2 separate regions of the Homo sapiens genome follow, and region 1 is linked to region 2. Evidence: read pairs that join two places in POLR2A ChIA-PET (ENCODE). Cell type or tissue: B cell. All regions are shown on one strand.

Region 1 (4,000 bases), 94 kb before region 2:
CCATTGCGCTCCATCCCGGACAACAAGAGCGAAACTCCATCTCAAAAAAGAAAAAAAAAAAGTTAACATTTATCAGAACCTATGTAATGTACACACTTACGGACTGTACATGATACCATTCGAAGCCAAAGAAAATGTAAACGAATGTCAAGATGCAGTATTAAATAACTGCATATAATTAGCTGTAGTATATACTGTACTGCTGTAATAATATCATGGCCACTTCCTGTTGCCATTGCAGTGAGCCCTAGTGTTGTAAGCATCTGCTTAAAATGCCATGTGGTACTAATAATCTCTGTGTGAGCAGTTCTTCTCTCCAGTAAATTGTGTAACACAGTAAAAAGTGATCTCTTTAGCTGGCACAGTGACGTGAACGTATAGTCCCAGCTACTCGGGAGGCTGAGTTGGAGGACTGCTTGGGCCCAGGAGTTTGAGTCCAGCCTGGACAACATAGCAAGATCCTGTCTCTAAAATAATAACAACATAATTTTTTAAAAGTGATTTCTTGTGGTTCTCATGTATTTTTCATCATGTTTCGTGCCATACCATAACCTTGTATAACACCATGGGACCCATATGAAATGTAATGCTGGAAGTGCTCCCAAGTAGAGAAAAGTCATGACATTGTAAGAAAAACATGAATTGCCTGACATGTACCATGGGTTGAGGTATGCTGCTGCGGTTGCTTGCCTTTTCAGACAGACTACTCATCTTGTAAACAGATTATGTAGAGTATCAATACAGTACAGTACTGTAAATGTATTTTCGCTTCCTTAAAATTTTCTTAACATTTTCTTTTCTGTAGCTTACTTTATTGTAAGAATATAGTGTAATACATATAACATAGAAAATATGTGTTAACCAACTGTTTATGTTATCAGTAAGGTTTCTGGTCAACTGTAGGCTATTAGTAGTTAAGTTTTGGGGGAGTCAAAAGTTACATGTGGCATTTTGATCGTGCAGGGGGTTGGCATCCCTGAGTTGTTGAAGGGTCAACTGTACTGTTTTTTCCTATGCATACATACCTATAATAAAGTTTAATTTATAAATTAGGCCCAGTGAGGGAGTAATAACTAATAATAGGACAATTACAACAATATACTGTAATAAAAGTTATGTGAATGTAGTCTTTCTTAAAATATCTTACTGTATGTAATATTTCCGGAACACAACTGACTGGGAGAAACTGTAACTGTGGATAAAGGCGACAACTATATAAAAAAGAGAGGAAATGGAGAAAGGCCCCTAAGAAGGATGGAAGGAATGGGATCTAAAGCACACACAGAGGGATGGGCCTTCATAGGAGGCAAGGTCATCCAAGAAAAGTTGGGAATAAAGAGATTAATGGAGGTTTGAGGAAAACAGAGAAGGTTTAAAAATACAGTTGTAAAGAATGGGCTCATGAAAAATCACTGTAAAATTTCCAGGCAACATTAAGACCAATTAAAGGTACTAAGTGTGAACCTAGAGTGGTATCAATTTTCTTTTGTTGTTTTCTACAAGTACTCAGCTGTCTGACTGCAGACACTGTGAAGGCAGAAAAAAAGATTTCAATCAGGGTTGAAATTTTGCCAGACCAAGTGCTATCACAGGGCAGGAGCAAGAGTTTAGAGTACATGCAAGAAAGTAACTGTATGATGGATCACAGAATCTATGCTGGAAAGAGAGGGAAGTGAAGACAGGATGGGGTAAAGAGTGGAAGGTCAATGAATTGGAAATTCCAGTTAGGTCAGAGGACAGGTGAAGTGGGAGTACTTGAGTAAGCAAGCTGGAAAGTTTGGGAAGTTGTGGTCAGAGACTGAGATGTAAAAAGTAGTGACTTGGGGGAGGGACGACTTCAAATATTGATAATGCCTAGGGTATGGCTGTGGAGGTGGAAAGCTAAGGTAAACTGGAAGAAAAAGTCATTGACAATGAATTTAAAGAACAAATCATGAACTTGGGTTCTCAAGGAGCTTATAAACTCTATGGGAAACATGAGAAAATTAGGGAAATAACATGTCTATACAATTAAGTGCTAAACTGTGGTTTAAAATTGTGTAATTTTGATTTACATGACATAAACCATATATAAATCAAATCAAAATCAAAACTTTGATGAACATGTAAAAATATAAAAGGTAGCCAGTGGTCAGTTATACATATTATTCAGTAACTACTTTACAATGTATTAGCTAGAACATGATCTAACTGAATAGAAAAAGAAACACTAGTTAAAAAAAAAAAACTAACGAGGATATTTTTAACCTCTTATCAGTCTAACTATTTACCTCAAATTAGAAACTGCAGTCATCTACATACCTGAAATACAAATTTAAGTTAAGAGCAACTGCGGAGTTGGAGGAGCTGACAATCACTGCAACATCGAGGTCTTGAGAAACTTTCAGTGAAGTAAATGAAGAAATCTTGGCTGGCTCCTGTTGCTGCTCATTACACATGTCTTCTTTGTGAAGTGCTAAATCCACATGAGCTACATATGTACCATCCACAACATCAAAAATGTCTTTTAGTTAGAGTTAAAAGAAAATGCCAGTTTTGTAAGTATGCCTAACTATTTAAAGCACAGGTTGGGAAAGAGCTATAGACTTTATCACTCCAATTTTGTAGGTATAACAGAAGAAGACTGAAAACTGAGGCAAGCCCCCATTATAACAACCAGATGACTATGAAGTTGATGCCACAATAAAGAACCTGATACCAAGTTCTTCAACAATACCTGCTGAACATCTGCTCTGGGCCAGGCCCAGAGGCACTGCTATTTTCCAACAGCACTGGCCAAGAGATGAGGTAAACCTACTATTTTATGTAACCCAATACTGTCTATCCAAAGTATTATCAACATGCAGTCAGTATAAAAACTGAGACATTTTATGTTTTTTCTTCTATAAATGTTCAAAGTCTGATATTTTACTTAGAGCACATCTTAATTTGCATACTAAATTTTCATCAGAAATACCTGATCTGTATTGAGACTTCATAAAATTTAAGGTTTAAAGTTGGAACAACTAAAGTTGTAACAAACATCCTTAAAAGTTCTCCAATGACTGAACTGAGTATCAGCTTTTAAATCTAAAGTAACAAAAATTAGCTGGGCGTGGCGGCCCATGCCTATAGTCCCAGCTACTCGGGAGGCTAAGGCACGAGAATCGCTTGAGCCCAGGAGGCAGGGGTTGCAGTGAGCCGAGATCACGCCACTGCACTCCAGCCTGGGTGAGAGTGAGACCCTGTCTCAGGAGAAGAAAAAAAATCTAATTACACAAAATTAAAAATTCGGTTCCCAAGTTATGCTAGCCAATTTCATATGCTTAATAGCCACATACGCTTAGTGCCTACTGTTCTGGACAGTGCAGTTCCATAACCTGGCAACAATAATTGTTAATTTAGGATTTATGACACTTTTGCAAAAATTATATACCTATTACAAAATATAAAAACCATTATTTTAATTCAGAAATTAAAGTTCCAAAATCATATAAGGGGTAATTTGTCAAATCTTCAGAATAATTTTGCTGATGACCAACAGATCTACTGGAGACAAAGAACCCATAATATTTTCTAAGATCAAATTAACGTGGCAAAGCAAACATTTATTAATATGATGGAAACATCATTAGAGACAAGAGGTAGACTATATTTATACATGAAAAGACATGTATCACAACATAAGCTTTTTTTTTTTTTTTAAGACAGAGTCTCAGTCTGTTGCCTAGGCTGGAGTGCAGTGGTACGATCTTGGCTCACCACAACCTCCACCTCCCAGGTTCAAGCAATTCTCCTGCCTCAGCCTCCCGAGTAGCTGGGATTACAGGCATGCACCACCACGCCTGGCTAATTTTTTTGTATTTTTAGCAGAGACGGGGTTTCACCATATTGGCCAGGCTGGTCTCGAACTCCTGACCTTGTGATCCGCCCACCTCGGCCTCCCAAAGTGCTGGGATTACAGGCGTGAGCCACCGCACCTGGCCACATAAGCACATAGTAGATATTCAAGAAATACATT
Region 2 (4,000 bases):
TCGGGAGTCTGAGACAGAAGACTCGCTTGAACCTGGGAGGCAGAGGTTGCAGTGAGCCAAGATCATGCCATTACACTCCAGCCTGGGCGACAGAGTGAGACTTTGTCTCAAAAAAAAAAAAAAAAAAAAAAAAATTCTGGCTCCGGAGTCAAATGGCTTCAGTTTAGTATTATTAATTTTTTGAGATAGGGTCTTACTTTGTCGCCCAGGCTAGAGTGCAGTGGCATGATCTAGGCTCACTGCAGCCTTAACAGTCCAGGTTCAAGCGATTCTCCAGCCTCAGCCTTCCGAGTAGCCGGGATTACAGGCACGTGACACCACACCCAGTTTTTGTTTTTGTTTTTGTTTTTTCCGGTAGAGACAGGGTTTCACCATGTTGCTCACGCTGGTCTCAAATTCCTGGGCTCAAGCGATCAAGCTTTGCCTTGGCCTCCCAAAGTGCTGGGATTACAGGCGTGAGCCATCATGCTTGGCCTACAGCTTCCATTTTTTCAAAAATTGAGGTAAAAGTCATACAACATAAAATTAATCTTTTAAGATGTACAATTCAGTGGCATTTAGTGCGTTCACAATGGTGTATAATAATCACCTCTATCTAGTTTCAAAACATTTTCGTCCTCCCAAAAGGAAACCCCATGACCAGTCACTTCCAGTGATATGAGCAGTCACTCCCCATATCTCCTTCTCTCCAGCCCTGGCAACCAATGATCTGCTGTCTCTATAGACTTACCTATTCTGTATATTTGATATAAATGGAATCGTGTAATATGTGACCTTTTGTGTCTGGGTTTTTTCACTTAGCATAATGTTTTTGAGGTTCATCCATGTTGTAGCATGTATGAATACTTTATTCCCTTTTCTGACTGAATAATCTTCCATTGTATGAATATGGCACACTTTTCCATTCATTAGTTAATGTGCATTTGGATTGCTTCCACCTGTGCCTATTGTGAATAGTGCTGCTATTAACATTTAGGTACAAGTTTTTGTTTGACTATCTGTTTTCAGTTCTTTTGGGTATATTCCTAGAAGTGGAATTGGTAGGTCTGTCTTATGGTAGTTTTTTGTTTAATTTTTTGAGGAACTGCCAAACTGATTTCCACAGTGGTTGCACCAATTTATATTCTCAATTAACAATGTACAAGAGTCCATTTCTCTGTATCACCAATACTTATTGTTTTCCATTAAAAAATTACGGCAATACAAGTGAGTGTGAAGTGGTATTTCACTGTGGCTTCGATTTGAATTTTCCTAATGACTAGTAATACTAAGTATCTTTCCATGTGCTTGTTGGTCATTTGTTTATCTTCTTTGCATAATTGTCTATTCAAGTCCTTTGTCCATTTTAAAAATTGGGTTGTTTATTTTTTGCTATTGAGTTGTAAGAGTTCTTTATTCTGGATAATAGACCTTATCTGGTATAGGATTTGCAAATATTTTCTTCCATTCTGTGAGTTGTCTTTTCACTCTTTTGCAAAAAGAAAACTAAAAATAGTTTGTTTTTTGTGATGTCTTTATCTGTCTTTAGGACCAAGATAAGCTATCCTCACAGAATGAATTAGGAAGTGTTCCCTCTTGTTTTTTTGGAAGAGTTTGAGAAGGATTGATATTAATTCTTTAAATAGTGGGCAGGATTACCAGTGAAACCGTCTGGTCCTGGGCTTTTCTTTGTTGGGAGGATTTTGATTACTGATCTACTCTCTTTACTTTTGTAGGTCTGTTCAGATTTTCTGTTTCTTCTTGAGTCAGTTTTGGTAGTTGGTGTGCTTCTGGAAATTTTCCATCTCATCTGGGTTGTTCATTTGTTGGCATACAATTGTTCATAGTTTCTTATAATCCTTTTTTATTTCTGTAAGATCTGTACTAATTTACCCACTTTCATTTCTGATTTTAGTAATTTAAATCTTCTCTCTTTTTTTCTTCATCAGTCTACTTAATGGTTTCTAAATTTTGTGGATTTTCCCTCCAAAGAATCGCATTTTTATTTCATTACTTTTTCTTTTTTTTTTTTTTTTTTTTTTTTTTTGAGACGGAGTCTCACTCTGTTACCCAGGCTGGAGTGCAGTGGCGCGATCTTGGCTCACTGCAAGCTCTGCCTCCTGGGTTAACTCCATTCTCCTGCCTCAGCCTCCCGAGTAGCTGGGACTACAGGCGCCTGCCACCACGCCTGGCTGATTTTTTATCTTTTTAGTAGATTGTTTTTCTATTTTCTATTTTGTTTCTTTTCTTTTGCCTTTTTTTTTTTTTTTTTTTTTTTGAGACATGGCCTCACTCTGCTGCCCAGGCTACAGTGCAGTGGAACAATCATGGCCCACTGCAGCCTGGACCTCCCAGGCTCACGTGATTCTCCCACCTCAGTCTCCCAAATAGCTGGAATTACAGGTGCATGCACCACACCTAACTTTTTTTTTTCTTTTTAGATGGAGTCTCGCTCTGTCGCCCAGGCTGGAGTACAATGGCACGATCTCAGCTCACTGCAACCTCCCCCTCCCAGGTTCAAGCAATTCTCCTGCCTCAGCCTCCCGAGTAGCTGGGATTACAGGTGCTCGCTACCACGCCCAGCTAATTTTTGTATTTTTAGTAGAGATGGGGTTTCACCACATTGGCCAGGCTGGTCTTGAACTCCTGACCTCAGGTGATCTGCCCACCTCGGCCTCCCAAAGTGCTAGGATTACAGGCATGAGCCACCACACCTGGCCTTTTAAAAAAATTATTATTTATAATTTTTAGTAGAGATGACATCTTACTGTGTTGCCCAGGCTGGTCTCAAACTCCTGGGTTCAAGTGATCCTTCTGCTTTGGCCTCCCAAAATGCTGGGATTACAGGCATGAGCCACCATGCTCTGCCTCTATTCTTTACTCTTTCCTTCTGCTATCTTTGGTTTAGCTTGTACCTCTCTTTCCAGTTCTAGGGAAAATTTTGGCTATTGATTTGTGGTCTTTCTTTTTTGATGTAGGTGTTTATAGCTATAACTTTCCTTGTTAGCACTATTTTCACTGTATCCCATAAGTTTTGACATGCTGTGTGTTTTTGTTTATTTGTTTTTGAGACAGGGTCTTGTTTTGTCACCCATGCTGGAGTGTGTAGATGTGATCTTGACTCACTGCAACCTCCACTTCCTGGGTTCAGGTGATCCACCTACTTCAGCCTTCCCAGTAGCTGGGACCACGGACATGTTCCATTATGGCCAATTTTTTTTTTTTCTTTTTGTATTTTTGGTAGAGACAGGGTTTCACTAGGTTGCCCAGGCTGGTCTCAAGCTCCTGAGCTCAAGTGATTGGCCTGCCTCAGCCTCCCAAAGTGCTGGGATTAGAGGTGTGAGCCACTGTGCACAGCCTGTATTTTTGTTTTTACTCATCTCAAAGTATTTTCTAATATTACTTATAATTTCTTCTTTGACCAATTAGTTAAGAGTGTGTTGTTTAATTTTCACATATTTATGAATTTTCCAGTTTTTCTTCTGTTATTGATTTCTAGTTTCATTCCATTGTAGTCAGAGATATTTTGTACGATTTTTTAGAACTATTTCTATCTTCACATCTGTCTCTTTTTGCTACACGTATTTTGAGGCTCTGTTGTTGGGTGTGTATATGTTTATAATTGTTTTATCTTCTTGATTGATTGACCTTTATATCATATCCTTGATAATATCCTTCTTTGTATTCTTGTAACAAGTTTAACAATTTTTATCTTAAAGTCTATTTTACTTGATATTAGTAGAGCTACTCCATCTTTTTTGGGTAACTATTTGTATGGATTGTCTTTCCAACTTTTTACTTTCAACTTGTTTGTGTATTTGGTTCTAAGGTGAGTCTCCTGTAGACAGCCTATAGTTGGGTCATATTATTTTTATCCATTTTCCTAATCTGTGCCTTTTAATCAGAAGTTAATCTATTTCGTCTAAAGTAATTACTGATAAAGACTTACCTATGCCATTTTGTTATTTTCTGTATGTGCTTTTTTGTTTCTAAATTCCTTCATTACTTCCCTTTTTTGTGA

What was found. Peaks named below come from ENCODE experiments on the same cell type or tissue, not always from the same donor. Only the 100,000 strongest peaks of a DNase experiment are listed, where the experiment ranks them.
Region 1: POLR2A ChIA-PET joins it to region 2 with 9 read pairs; 8 of 35 experiments call an interaction of 5 or more read pairs at or near these places.

What each region holds. Positions count from the first base shown.
Region 1 is chr15:44,654,794-44,658,793 of GRCh38, forward strand. SPG11 (SPG11 vesicle trafficking associated, spatacsin) reads right to left here. Exons shown (of 40, transcript NM_025137.4): 4 at 2,302-2,503. Among named protein-coding and RNA genes, the nearest start is that of SPG11, 6.9 kb to the right of the region's middle. In B cell, no CTCF peak of the experiment used is centred here; no DNase peak of the experiment used is centred here; H3K27ac peaks cover 616 bases.
Region 2 is chr15:44,748,717-44,752,716 of GRCh38, forward strand. All of the region lies in intron 1 of TRIM69 (tripartite motif containing 69), which reads left to right. Among named protein-coding and RNA genes, the nearest start is that of TRIM69, 14 kb to the left of the region's middle. In B cell, no CTCF peak of the experiment used is centred here; no DNase peak of the experiment used is centred here.